Linked DNA regions of Homo sapiens: region 1 is linked to region 2. Evidence: read pairs that join two places in POLR2A ChIA-PET (ENCODE). Cell type or tissue: A673. All regions are shown on one strand. Each heading gives the region's core, and the rest is flanking DNA. Links, peaks and the distances in the headings are about the cores only.

Region 1 (7,794 bases), core at 1,368-6,367, 1.3 Mb before region 2:
GTTAAAAACAAGATGGAGTTGGTTAAGTTAGATCACTTTCACTGTATCAGTTATAATATTGCAAAGGTGGTTTCACTGTCTTTGGGAAGACCTCACAGGAGAGATGGAATTTTGTGCAGTTTGACTTGAAAAAAGTAGTGTTTGGCTGGGGAATGGAAAAGAGCCTCTTAGGCAAGGAACAGCTTGGTAACATTTGGGAACGGGTGTGAGTTCTGAGAAAGGAAATGAAGCCCTGGCATGTGGTAGTGGGCCTGGTACTATCAGCTAGGCCTTGATGTTCCACTGAAGTAAATAATTTCACAATACATGAACACCAGACAAGGCTACTCTGTGGCCATGATAAACCAAGAGAAAAACATCATCACAGCCGGGCATGGTGGCTCACGCCTATAATCCCAGGGAGGCCGAGGCAGGTGGGTCATGAGGTCAGCAGTTCAAGACTAGCCTGGCCAAGATGGTGAAACCCCGTCTCTACTAAAAACACAAAAATTAGCCAGGCACGGTGGCAGGTGCCTGTAATCCCAGCTACTCGGCAGGCTGAGGCAGGAGAATCGCTTGAACTCAGGGGCGGAGGTTGCAGTGAGCTGAAATCACACCACTGCACTCCAGCCTGGGCGACAGAGTAAGACTCCGTCTCAAAAAAAAAAACAAAAAACAAAACACAACACCATCATCACGGCCGGGCACAGTGGCTCATGCCTGTAATCCCAGCACTTTTGGAGGCTGAGGCGGGAAGATCATGAGGTCAGGAGTTCAAGGCCAGCCTGACCAACATGATGAAATCCCGTCTCTACTAAAATTACAAAATTTAGTTTGGCATGGTGGCATGCGCCTGTAATCCCAGCTACTCAGGAGGCTGAGGCAGGAGAATTGCTTGAACCCAGGACGCGGAGTTTGCAGTGAGCCAAGATTGCGCCATTGCACTCCAGCCTGGGCAACAGAGCAAGACTCCATCTCAAAAAAAAAAAATTAGCTGGGTGTGGTGGCGCATGCCTGTAATCCCAGCTACTTGGAGGCTGAGGCAGGAGAATCGCTTAAACCCAGGAGATGGAGGTTGCAATGAGCAAAGATCATGCCACTGCACTCCAGCCCAGGCAACAGAGTGAGACTCTGTCTCAAAAAAAAAAAAAGAAAAGAAAAAAGAAAGCAAAAATGACGTCCAGATGTTTAGCTACCTGGAAATACCATTTATTGAGATGAGGTAAACTGTGAAAGAGACAGAAAAAGAAGGAAAGATCAAGAGTTCACCTTTGGACACATTGGATTTGAGATGCTGATGAGATGTCTGGGAGGATTTGTCAAGAAGGCAGGGTCATGCACTATTCTGGACATCACCAATGAACCCGAGTCCCAGGAAAAGGTATAGGAACCCTGCTCCTCAGCCTTGCAATGGGAGCTCTGTGCCCAAGGTGAGGTTGGACCAGGGTGGAGAAGGGGGAGGATGGGAACTCATGCGTAAGTTGCGTCTGTGGTACACCTGGCATTCCGCTCAGCACTCTGTCACCATGGCCTCACAACAACCTGGCAGAGTAGGACTTACTCTTCCCGTTTTACAAAGGAGGAGACTGAAAATCAGAGAGGTGCTAAGATTTGCAGAGGGACACAGCTAAGAACTGGGAAAGTGAGGACCGGTTGGTAACACTGAGCACCACAGCAGAGACCAGGTGTATTCGTTTCCCAGGGTGGCTGTAACCAGTTACTGTAAATGAGTGGCTTCAAATGACAGAAATATATTCTCTCACAGTTCTGGAGGCCAGAAATCCAAAATTAAAGTGTTGGCAGGGCCACACTCCCCAGGCTCCGGGGTAAAATTTTTTTTTTTTTTTTTTTTGAGATGGAGTCTTGTTCTGTCATCTAGGCTGGAGTGCAGTGGCATGATCACAGCTGACTGAAGCCTCAAATTCAAGGGATCCTCCTTCTTCAGCGTCCCCAGTAGCTGAGAGTACAGGTATGCACTGCCATGCCTGGCTAATTTTTTTTTTTTTAGTTTTTGTAGAGATGTTAACCAGGATGGTCTTGAACTTCCTGGCCTCAAGTGATCCTCCAGCCTCAGCCTCCTAAAGTGCTGGGATTACAGGCATGAGCCACTGCACCAAGCCTCGAATCTTTCCTTGCCTTTCTCCTAGCTTTTGTGGCTGCCAGCAATCTTTAGCATCCCTTGGTTTACAGCCTGTCATTCCAATCTCTGCCTCCATTTTCCCAGGATCTTCTCCTCTGTGCATCTATTTCTCTGTATCTGACCTCCTTCTCCTTCGCTCTTTTGTTTGTTTTTAGAGATGGGGTCTCACTGTGTTGCCCAGGCTGGTCTCGAACTCCTGGGCTCAAGAGATCCTCCCACCTCAGCCTCCCAAGTAACTGGCAAAATAGGCATGGGCCACCACGCTGGCTTGCCTTACTCTTTTTGGTATGTGCTTCACTTTTTTTTTTTTTTTTTTTTTTTGAGACAAAGTCTTGCTCTGTCGCCCAGGTTGGAGTGCAGTGGTACGATCTTGGCTCACTGCAACCTCTGCTCCCTGGGTTCAAGCAATTCTTGTGCCTCAGCCTCCTGAGTGGCTGGGATTATAGGTGTGCACCACCATAACCAGCTAATTTTTGTATTTTTAGTAGAGACAGGGTTTCAGCATGTTAACCAGGCTGGTCTCGAACTCCTGGGGTCAAGTGATCCGCCTGCCTCAGCCTCCCAAAGTGCTGGGATTACAAGTGTGAGCCACCACACCTGGCCAATGTGCCTTACTCTTATTAGGACACTTGCCATTGGATTTAAGTCCTACCTGGATAATCCTGGATGATCACCTCACTTAAAAATTCCGAATTAGGTTAGGTGCAGTGCCTCAAGCCTGTGATCCCAGCACTTTGGGAAGCTGAGATGGGTAGATCTCTTGAGCCCAGGAATTGGAGACTGGCCTGGGCAACACAGTGACATACTGTCTCTACAAAAATATAAAAATTAGCTGGGTGTGATGGCATGTGGCCGTAGTTTTAGCTACTCAGGAGGCTGAGGTAGGAGGATCCATTGAGCTCAGAAGTTCAAGGTTGCAGTGAGCCATGTTCACGCCACTGCACTCCAGCCTGGGTGACAGATTGAGATCCTGTCTCAAACAAACCTTTTTTTTTTTTTTTTTTTTTTTGAGATGGAGTCTCGCTCTGTCCAGCCCAGGCTGGAGTGCAGTGGCGCAATCTCGGTTTACTGCAACCTCCAACTCCCGGGTTCCAGGAATTTTCCTGCCTCAGCCTCCCGAGTAGCTGGGTTACAGGCGCCCACCACCACACCCGGCTAATTTTTGTATTTTTAGTAGCAACAGGGTTTCATCATGTTGGGCAGACTGGCCTGGAACTCCTGACCTCAGGTGATCCCCCCACCTTGGCCTTCCAAAGTGCTGAGATTACAGGCATGAGCCACTGCACCTGCCAAAAACAAACCTTTAATTATATCCAAAAAGATCATTTTTCCACATAGAATAACATCCACAGGTTCTGGGGATTAGGATATGGACGTATCTTTTTAGGGACTACAGTCAACCCAGCTAGAGGAGCTAGAGGAGGCTGCAGCTGTTAGCCTTGGAAATCTTATAAAATGCTTCCTGAGCTTAAAAAGTAGGTAGCTTTTCCTACTTTTTCTTCATCCAGTTTCACAAATATGCCTCCTTGCAGGATGACCCAGCAGCTTAAATGCTGCCAACCCAAGTGTGGCTTGGTCTTCTAGACTGTGTATAATTATGACAAAACCCTCAGATTCTGAGTCCTTATGACACAGGGATAGTCAAGTATGAAGGGGAGGCCGGGCGCAGTGGCCCACGCCTGTAATCCCAGCACTTTGGGAGGCCGAGGCGGGTGGATCACTTGAGGTCGGGAGCCCGAGACCAGCCTGGCCAACATGGTGAAACCCCCTCTCTACTAAAAATACAAAATTACCTGGACGTGGTGGTGCATACTTGTAATCCCAGCTACTCAGGAGGCTGAGGCAGGAGAATTGCTTGAACCTGGGAGGCGGAGGTTGTGGTTGAGCCGAGATCGTGCCACTGCATTCCAGCCTGGGCAACAAGGGCAAAACTCTGTCTCAAAAAAAAAAAAAAGTCTTTGGGGATGTGCACTCACAATTTGGAGCACAGGGGAGGACGTGTGTGGATTTGTACAAAGACACCGCCCCACTGGGCCATGGGCTTCACCAACAAGAACCACAGCTACCCAGGTAGCTTGCCACCTTCCTCCCCATAGAGAAACTAAGCTGGGGTTTCTTGAGCAAGTTTTTTGTCATAGCGACAGGAGCCAACACAGGGCAGTGGAAAGGAGGGTGGAAAGAGGGAAATGTAAAGGAATGTAAATGTAGTTCTCCCAGCTCTGCTCACATGTGACTCATCCACCCATAGGGAACTAGCTTGGCTGTAACACAGACAGAATCATTTTTATTTCTGCCACTTGGGATTTTTGCCATCCTTGGAAGAGGGCTTTGGCATGAGAACAGTGAGAGGAAGGATCTACCAGAACTCAAAACCCTGGTTTCTGATTCTGGAGTTCCAGTTCTTTCTATGACGGTTTTCTAACCAGTGAGGACTTCTGAGAACAGCAAAGGGCTTCTTCACCATCATCATGAGACCTTATCAGTAACTAACATATCACCAGGAGATTATATCACAATGTCTGTTTGCAGAACACTTTACAGTTTACACATTTCACATATATTATTTCAGCACTCTGGCGATTGCTGTGCAAATCTGGCTGCCTAGAGAAGTTACCTGGCATTCTGTACATATGGTATTTTATGACATGATATTGATTTAGTGTGTGGATGGTGTCTCATCCCCCATATATAAAGACAGAGGTGAGGCTTGGGTTTGGTTTTTCTTTTTTTTTTTGGACAGGGTTTCTGTCACCCAGGCTGGAGTGTAGTAGTTCGATCTCAGCTCATTGGAGCCTCAACTTCCTGGGCATCGATCCTCCCACCTTAGCCTCCCAAGCAGTTGGAACTACAGGCGCAGACCACCACGCTGGGCTAATTTTTTTTTTTTTTTTTTTTGAGACAGCGCCTCACTCTGTCACCCAGGCTGGAGTGCAGTGGCGCGATCTCGGCTCACTGCAACCTCCGCCTCCTGGGTTCAAGCAATTCTCCTGCCTCAGCCTCCTGAGTAGCTGGGATTACTGGCACACCACCACGCCCGATTAATTGTTGTATTTTTAGTAGAGACAGGGTTTCACCATATTGGCCAGGCTGGTCTCGAACTCCTGACCTCAAGGGATCCACTCGTCTCGGCCTCCCAAAGTGCTGGGATTACAGCATGTGACACCATGCCCGCTTGAGGCTTGAGTGTGTGTGTGTGTGTTTTGTTTTGTTTTTTTGGTATTTATGAAGCTATTTGACACTTCCATCACTATCCAAATTTATATATATATGTATGTATAGTTGTTGTTTTTGTTTTGTTTGAGACGGTATTACTGTGTCGCCCAGGCTGGAGTGCAGGGACTCAATCTCGGCCCACTGCAACCTTTGCCTCCTGGGTTCAAGCAATTCTGCCCCAGCCAACTGTGTAGCTGGGACTACAGGCACATGCCCCCATGCCCAGCTAATTTTTGTGTTGTTGTTTTTTTGTTTGTTTGTTTTTTGTTTGGTTCTTTTTTTTTGTTTTATTTTGTTTTGTTTTTTGAGACAGAGTCTCACTCTGTCGCCCAGGCTGGAGTGCAGTGGCACAGTCTCGGCTCACTGCAACTTCTGCTTCCCGGGTTCAAGTGATTCTCCTGCCTCAGTCTTGCGAGTAGCTGGGATTGCAGGCGCTCACCACCATGCCTGGCTAATTTTTGTATTTTTAATAGGGACGGGGTTTCACCGTTTTGGCCAGGCTGGTCTTGAACTCCTGATCTCGGGTGATCCGCCCGCTTTGGCCTCCCAAAGTGCTGGGATTCCAGGCATGAGCCACTGTGCCCAGCCTAATTTTTGTATTTTTAATGGAGACGGGGTTTCACCATGTTGGTCAGGCTGGTCTCAAACTCCTCACCTCAAGTGATCTGCCCACCTCAGCCTCTCAAAGTGCTGTGATTACAGCCATCAGCCACCGCGTCCAGGCCCAAAATTGTATTTTTGACACTGATTGCTGCTCCCAGAGTGTGGGACTCCTGCCTTCATTCAGCACTGTTATGGATTTGCTCCTGTTAGGGCATTTAAATATGTGTTGGAGATGCCAAGCAGCAAGGACTCTGGATGCCTGTATTCAGTCTGTTTCCAAGCCTTGAGGAGGAATTTAATCTTCAGTTTGCTGCAAGTTCTGCAGAATCCTTGAGGCTGTTATTTGCAAACCACTGGATGCAGTGACTGTGTGGAAAGCTCACACACATCCATGTGGATTATTGATGATTTTGCAGACTCAGCAAAACATTTGGATCCACAGACCACTTGAACAGAATCAGAGTCGTGTATTAGCCTTCACCAGGAAAACGCATCCCACTAGATGGAAATTTCCCAGAGGGAGCCTAGAGTTGAAAGCTTCTGCTGCTTTTACAGCAAGTCACGAAATCCACAGGTCCCAAAACTGGAAGGGATCCGAGGGACCGTCTAATCCTTCCCCTTTCATTTTAGGATGAGGAAGCTAAAGCCTAGAAAACTGAAAGGATGAACCCAAAATCCCATAGCCCAAGTCCAATGCTCTTTCCACTGTGCTACATTATCTGTTCTAGAAAACACCCCAATAAAGCCAAATATTGTTTTGCAGATCAAAGAAACTGGCATTATTCAGGGTCATGCTCATGGTCTGTCCAGCTTCCAGTGTGAACCTGAGACCTTGGTTTGCTATCCCCAGCAGCTTTTCAGTGAGTTGCCTTGTGATGCCTTATGTCAAAGTAGTGTTACAGACAGGAGCAAAACGTCTGTAAACAGGGCTTCATGACACGGCCTCTCCATGGCAAGAAAGCAGAGCAGGGCCACTCCATCCTCCTCACTGTCAGATTAGCAGCATCAAAAAGTAGGTGTTAGGTCAGGCATGGTGGCTCACACCTGTAATTCCAGCACTTTGGGAAGCCAAGGCGGGAGGATCGCTTGAGCTCAGGAGTTGGAGACCAGCCTGGGCAACATAGCAAAACTCTGTCTCTACAACAACTACAAAAATCAACTGGGTGTGGTGGCACACGCCTGTGGTCCCAGCTACTGGGAGGCTGAGGTGGGAGGATCACCAGAGCCCAACAGGTTGAGGCTTCAGTGAGCTATGATCATGCCACTGCACTCCAGCCTGCAGCCTGGGCAACAAAGTGAGACCTTGTCTCAAAAAAAAAGTATTAAAGTTTTTTGTCCACCCTGCATCTGGGGGCTCATCAGATGGGAATGAATGACTTTAAGCCCCTAGGAAGTGGTTTTGCTATGTAGCAAAGGGAGCCGAAGTAAAACCTGGGGTTAGTTAAGATGCCTCAAAGCACAGCCTGAAACAAAGCGCTTTACTGGAGTGTGCAAGGCAGGTCTCCACTGCTCGAACATGGTTCTTTTGTTGTTTTTTTTTTTGAGATGGTCTCCCTCTGTTGCCCAGGCTGGAGTCCAGTGGTGCGATCTTGGCTCACTGTAACCACTGCCTCCCAGGTTCAAGTGATTCTCCTGCCTCAGCCTCCCAAGTAGCTGGGACTACAGGTTCACCACACCTAAGTTTTGTATTTTTAGTAGAGATGGGGCGTCATCATGTTGGCCAGGCTGGTCTCAAACTCCTGACGTCCAGTGATCCACCCATCTTGGCCTCCCAAAGTGCCAGGATTACAGGCATGAGCCACCGTGCCTGGCCCGCACATGGTTCTTTCTATCCACCATGGAAAACCTCTCAAATCCTA
Region 2 (6,376 bases), core at 1-5,000:
CTGAGTCTAGCTCTGTCACCCAGGCTGGAGTGCAGTGGTACGATCTTGGCTCACTGCAACCTCTGCCTCCCGGGTTCAAGTGATTCTCCTGCCTCAGCCTCCGAAGTAGCTGGGACTACAGGCACCTGCCACCACGCCTGGCTAATTTTTGTATTTTTAGTAAAGACAGCATTTCACCATGTTGGCCAGGCTGGTCTCGAACTCCTGACCTCGTGATCCACCTGCCTCAGCCTCCCAAAGTGCTGGGATTACAAGTGTGAGCCACCACGCCCGGCTGGCCTCTTTAAATTTTAAATATTTATTTGTTTACTGTCTGTCTCCTTCCACTAATATGCACCCAAGGGGGAAGTGATATTGCCAGTCTTGTATACAACCATACCCTCAATGCCTGGAATGGTGTCTGGCAAAACATGAGCTCTTGACATGTGTACGGAAGGAGTGCAGCTGCCCTTGCTGTCCCTTCTCTTTCCTCTTTGATCAAGAATTGATGGCTGAAGCTGGGGCTGCCACCCAAGCCCAGACCAGCAACACTATCTCTGGGCCCCTTGTTAGGTAAGAAAAATAAGCCCCTATTTGTTTTAGCCACAGTAATTGAGCTATTATTAATAGACCCCCACATTTCTAGCTGACACATACACATTTAATCTTTTTTTTTTTTTAGACAGAGTTTTGCTCTTGTCACCCAGGCTGGAGTGCAATGGCACGATCTCGGCTCACTGCAACCTCTGCCTCCCGGGTTCAAGTGATTCTCTTGCCCCAGCCTCCCGAGTAGCTGGAATTACAGGCATACGTCACCATGCCAGCTAATTTTGTATTTTTAGTAGAGACGGGGTTTCTCCAAGCTGATGAGGCTGATCTCGAACCCCCAACCTCAGGTGATCCACCCACCTCGGCCTCCCAAAGTGCTGGGATTATAGGCATGAGCCACTGCGCCCGGCCCAGATTTAATCATTTAATTCTTGCAACAGCAACCTAATTTATAGGTGAGGAAACTGAGTCCCATAGCAGTTAAGTCATTTGTACAAGATCACATAAACCTTCAGCTGTTTTTCTTGTCCTAAGCGCCCTGCTCACTGCCTGAATCCAATTCACTTTTCAGGCCCCCTAGCGCAAACTTCTGTGATATGTTCCCTGATTGTTCCAGACCACACCAGCAGCCTTCTGCTAAGCTTGTATAGTCTGTATCATTTGTCCAGGAATTCTAGGTTATTGTTCCTTTTTATCTAAGCAGACTGTTCAATCCTTATGGATGGACAGCACATCACATTTTATATGTTTAATGCTCCCCCTTCTTCACCCACCTGCTGGCAACAATTTCATGTTGAATTGGACACCATTAGCTTACTGAGCAACCTTGACCCAGACATTTAACCTCTCTGTTCTTTGGTCTTCTCATCCGAAAATCAGAGTGTCAGCCTGGCAAGTTCCAAATTTGTAATACAGGATGAACTTTGCTTAGTATCACAGAGCTAAGAGATAACTGAGAGAGTAGTAGGTTGCTGGTACTCCCAGGAACAAGATAGCACACATCTGTCCATCAGCAATGTCTATGTCAAAGAGCCCAGGAAAGGTGAAGGGTGCAGGCATCAAATGCCCATCTCAGTGAGCACACAAATCCAGACACTCAAACCAGATGGCTGCGGCCTGGCCCTGAAGTAAGAGGGATCTGATAAAAAGAACCTATCAGCTCCATGGAGAAAAATCACCCTCCAATCTAATGACGAAGACATGGTGCATAAGGAACAGCTTGAGATGATGACTCAGAGGGGACAGGAATTTACATTTCCCCAAGAGTGGCATAAAAGGCCCTTCCTCCCTTGGGAAAGGAGAAGCCAGTGTTTTGATGACATTCAGGAGGCTTCCAAGATGAGCGCTGCCAGGGAGGTGCAGAGCTGAGGCCACAGGATGGGTGAGAAGGGAGGAGAGGCCGCAAAAGGCAAAGATGATGACAGACTGGGTCTACTGGTCCTCAGGCAGGGCTGGGCCAAGTAAGACACAGCACAGCCCTCTGTCCAGGCTTCTCAAGGTCAGTGCTGCCCTCCACTGGCTGGCCTATAGAACACAGCCTGTCGGAAAGCAGGGGGCCTGGAGCAGCCTCAGACCCTGCAATGCGCCTTTTCCCCGCTGCTTCACACGCAGGTCTCAGCTTTCTTTCTCTTGAGTGTGACTCATTTTAATAGGTAGAAAGCGCCACCCCTCAGCCCCCATGCCTCCCTTTTTCCCTTAGCTGGCAAAAAAATACAAAAGGGCTTGACTTTTAAATCTCTGATAAAAGTCAGAATGGTGGGATTTTTGAGCTGAAATCCTAAAAGTCATGCAGTCCCACCAGATTATTATTATTATTATTATTATGTTTTTAGAGATGGAGTCTCACTATGTTGGTTTGGCCAGGTTGGTCTTGTACTCCTGGCCTCAAGCGATCCTCCCACCTTGGCCTCCCAAAGTGCTGGGATTACATACATGAGCCACCATAGCCGGCCCAATGGTAAAGGTCACACAGATATCAACCAGAAAGTACTCATTCCCTAAGCCAGGATGGAACCCGGCTGCCACTGTAAAATGGTAAAGCTTTAGTGGCTGAGCATTGGGTGGTCCCACCAGATTTTCATCTAGTTTGCTATGTTTCAACCTGCAGCTGGCAGGGCAGTAGGCCCCCCCACTCCCAACTTCCTTCCTGAGGTTGAATCTAGGCTGCTGTCACTCACTCTCAGGCATCCTTGCTCGGCAGCTCTGGGGTTGGCAACTCTGCCACCCGGGCCCGTTTGCTGAGTTCTTCACCAGGTGGTTCCTCGGCTGCTTCCAGCTTGCGTTTGGGGGATGCTGGGCCACTGGGTAGTGGTCTTGGGCCTGTAGGGAAGCGTGTCAAAGGGTCACACAGACTGTGCATGCAGCCAAAATGATCCCACACTATGCAGCAGCAGCTCTTTAGGGGACAGGGAGCACACTTATCAATGGAATGCCAGCATGCTGCTCCTCAGACCTGCCCCTCGGCCTTGCTTTCAGCAGTGACTTTGCCTGGAAATGTCCAAGGAGGACATGACCAAGCAGGCCTGCTGGTAGCAGGACCAGCTTTTGGGCCCCAAATGGCATGGGCTGTGGCCAGAGACTGATTTGGCCTGCCTGCTGTCCTGCTTTGAAGGTGAGGCATTCCCTCTGCAACCCTGAATCAGCCTCCCCAAGCAGCAAAGAGCAGGGCCCCTGTGGAGGAGTCATGCTGCCCATGGAGGCAGCCTAGCTGGGCCAACTAGAAAAACCCGTGTTCTTCCCATCTCATGTTACTCATCTTCATCCCCAAGAAGGGAAGAGGCTCCGAATGCAGCGAATCTGTCCAGTCTTTCTCCTTGCGGCCACCACCCTGTCTGTGCTGCCTCCTCTCTGGCCTCCCTGTGCCCGCTCCGGCCTACACTGTCCAATCTCCACCCAGCAGGCCAGGGAGCTTTTTCAGACCTAAGTCCAATCATGCCCTGCCCTACTGACCATCCTTCAGTGCACTGAAGGCTGAATCCTAGTCCTCGTCTCGGACATCAGGCCTGCCACATGCTGCTCATGCTGTATCTTGTCCTCATCTCATTCCAGCTCCTCACTGGGACATGCCGCTACACTGACCTCCCTTCGGTTCCTTGAATGGACTAAGCTCGGTACTGTTTGTGAGCTTTTTCTTGCTACTCCCTTTGTCTGGAATGTTATTTTCTCAGTGTGTGGCAGGGCTGGCTCCTGCTCATGACGTGGGTCTCTGCTTAACAGAGGTGTTCCCTGACTGCTCCAATCTCAAGTGACACAGAAGAAATCCTTCTTTCCCAGTCCCTCTGTCAAGATACTCAACTTTCTTTTCCTCCAAAGCACTTGTTATCTGAAATGATCCAACTTGGTTTCTTTACTATCTGACTGCCCCAGGTGGAATATAAGCTCCACTGGGCAAGGCCTCCTTCTGGCCTCAGTCCTGAATGACTGAAGTGGTGGCACAGGCCACAGGAGGCCACAGGAGGTTGGTTGCTGCTGCTCACCTGCACTGCTCATGCTGCCAGCCTGGCTCGAGCTGGGCTCTGCCACAGGGTGACTGAGGTCTTCCACACAGGAAGGGACAGATGCCAGTAGACCTGGGAGAGAGGCGAGGAGTAATCAGAGTGCCGTCTCGCAGGATTGCAGAGGGCTACAGGGCAGGATGAAGCAAGTGGGGGTGGGGAGGGTAGGAGCAAGACACTGAGGTTCCATTTCCTCCCACAGCCCCACAACTACTCAGGAAGGCCCAGTTCATCCCAGCCTGCAGTGTCCCATACCCAGCGAAGGTGTCAACCTGAAAGACAGCACTCAGTCTCCCTTTGCAAGTATCTGGACATCCCCATCTGGCCCCCTGAGCCTGTAGGTGCTGTCCTTCCCTTCAGTGAGCTAGGTGTTTGTCTCCTTACAGAGTCCCCGGTAGCGCGAAAGCTGCTGGTAAATCTGCTTCATTCGTTCAATGTTAAGCCGGCTGGTCTCGGCATGGTTGACGATGGGCCGTGGGTAGTCCACACCAATGATGCACTTGGCTGCCTTCTGAATTGACTCTGGGGCATTCCAGGGCTCATAGATGTATCGAGAGGGGAACGCTTTCAATTTGGGCAGGTATCGCCTGAAATAAGATACACCAGATGACCCATCAGCATACCCAGACCCTCCTTCAAAAGGCCCAGGGTATCCCATCCTAGTAGGAGGCCACAGTGGTCAGAGGCCAGAGAGCCTGGTCTGTATCCTCACCTGATGTAGTCCCCACTGGGGTCCGTGCGACGGCCAAAGCCCACAGGGCAGTAGCAGTGGAAGAACTGCTGGAAGAAAGCACTGCAGGACAGCCACATCCAGCTGCCTGCGTTCACGCTGAAATCTGCATCCAGGAGCAGCTCATCAAATACCTAGATAGGGGAGGGGATGATCAGCCTCCTTGGGGACATGCAGCCATGTTTTTTCCCAAGTCACCACAGTGCCCCCAGGAGCCAAAACCCTTCCATTGAAGGCAAGCCACAGAGGATCTGGAGGGGATCTCCTGGACCCAGAAATCCCACCTCATCCCTCAGCCCAGAAGGGGGCTGCCCTTTGACGGGCCTGACCAGAGGGTACAGGCCAGCTTTTCGTTGAGAGAGCACTCACCCGGACCCCGCTCTCCCAGCTGACCCAGAGGTCCCCGCGGGTCAGGAAGCAGGCCACGGCATGCCGGGCCAGGTGGTGGATCCAGCCCTCCTGCCTCAGTTGGGTCATGATGGCATCAATCCAAGGGAAGCCTGTCTTGCCCTCAGCCCACTTGGCCAGGGCCTCAGGATTGCGGTCCCAGGGGATCTGGATGCAGATGGGGTTCCCCTCCATGCGGTCAAACCTGGGGTTGTTGGTAGCTGCCGTGTAGAAGAACTCTCGCCATAGGAGTTGCCCAAATAGGGAGAGGGGAGGTGTGCTGTTCCGCTTCACCTGAGAGGTAGGGGTGGCACATGGATACAAACACTCGCCCAGCTCTTAGCATGGTGCCTCTCAGGTCTCTTCTACAAAGGAATCTGGGCCCTCCAAAGACCTAGTGGCTCAGCTGCCAGATGTGGAGGGACTATCCCCTAGAAGTGGCACAGCATGCCTGCATGTGAAACACCCAGGCCCTGCCTGCACTGTGCCACTGCTCTGAGCAAGAAGAAAGCTACAGAGGGCCAGGCAGTGGGAAGGGGCCTCACCACAGGACTCTGCACTAGGATTCAAACTTCCCAAGACTGGTCATGTTCCTTGTCCTCAAGAGTTCCCTGTTTGGCTCCACCTTCTAGAAAGTCAAAAGGAATTTTCCTATCAGCACACATGAAAAATGCTCAGTCTAGATTTTGGTTGAATAAATTATACACACAGCCTGGATCTGGGGCCATAAGGTAATTAAGAAATCAGACCTCCAAGCAAATAATGACTTCCCTAAAGTCACAAGATTACTCACCAAACTGGCAAAGCTATCCCATGCCACAAAATCTCAATAATGGCAAGGATGAGGAGATAACATTTAAAAACCTAGATACAGCCAGGTGTGGTGGCTAGCATCTGTCACTTTGAGAGGCTGAGGTGGGTGGATGGCCTGAGCCCAGGAGTTTGAGATCAGCCTGGGCAACATGGAAAAACCCAGTTTCTACAAAAAAATACAAAAAATTAGCCAGGTGTGGTGGCATGCACCTATAGTCCCAACTGCTGGGGAGGCTGAGATAGGAGGATCACCTGAGCCTGAAAGGTTGTGGCTGCAGTGAGCTGTGATCATACCACTGTACTCCAGCCTGGGTGACAGAATGAGATCCTGTCTCAAAAACAAACAAAAAAACAAATGTAGACACAACGGCTAGGCATGGTGGCTCACGGCTGTAATCCCAGCACTGTGGGAGGCCAAGGCAGG

What was found. Peaks named below come from ENCODE experiments on the same cell type or tissue, not always from the same donor. Only the 100,000 strongest peaks of a DNase experiment are listed, where the experiment ranks them.
Region 1: POLR2A ChIA-PET joins it to region 2 with 6 read pairs; 1 of 35 experiments calls an interaction of 5 or more read pairs at or near these places.

What each region holds. Positions count from the first base shown.
Region 1 is chr11:47,201,326-47,209,119 of GRCh38, reverse strand. No RefSeq gene overlaps it. Among named protein-coding and RNA genes, the nearest start is that of DDB2, 9.8 kb to the left of the region's middle. In A673, for the core only: no CTCF peak of the experiment used is centred there; a DNase peak (open chromatin) is centred at 4,359.
Region 2 is chr11:45,868,563-45,874,938 of GRCh38, reverse strand. CRY2 (cryptochrome circadian regulator 2) reads right to left here. Exons shown (of 12, transcript NM_021117.5): 7 at 5,122-5,433; 8 at 4,735-4,886; 9 at 4,407-4,609; 10 at 4,005-4,097; 11 at 2,706-2,847. The coding sequence ends at 2,708. Among named protein-coding and RNA genes, the nearest start is that of MAPK8IP1, 14 kb to the left of the region's middle. In A673, for the core only: a CTCF peak has its summit at 2,044 (motif pointing left); a DNase peak (open chromatin) is centred at 1,898; H3K27ac peaks cover 2,138 bases.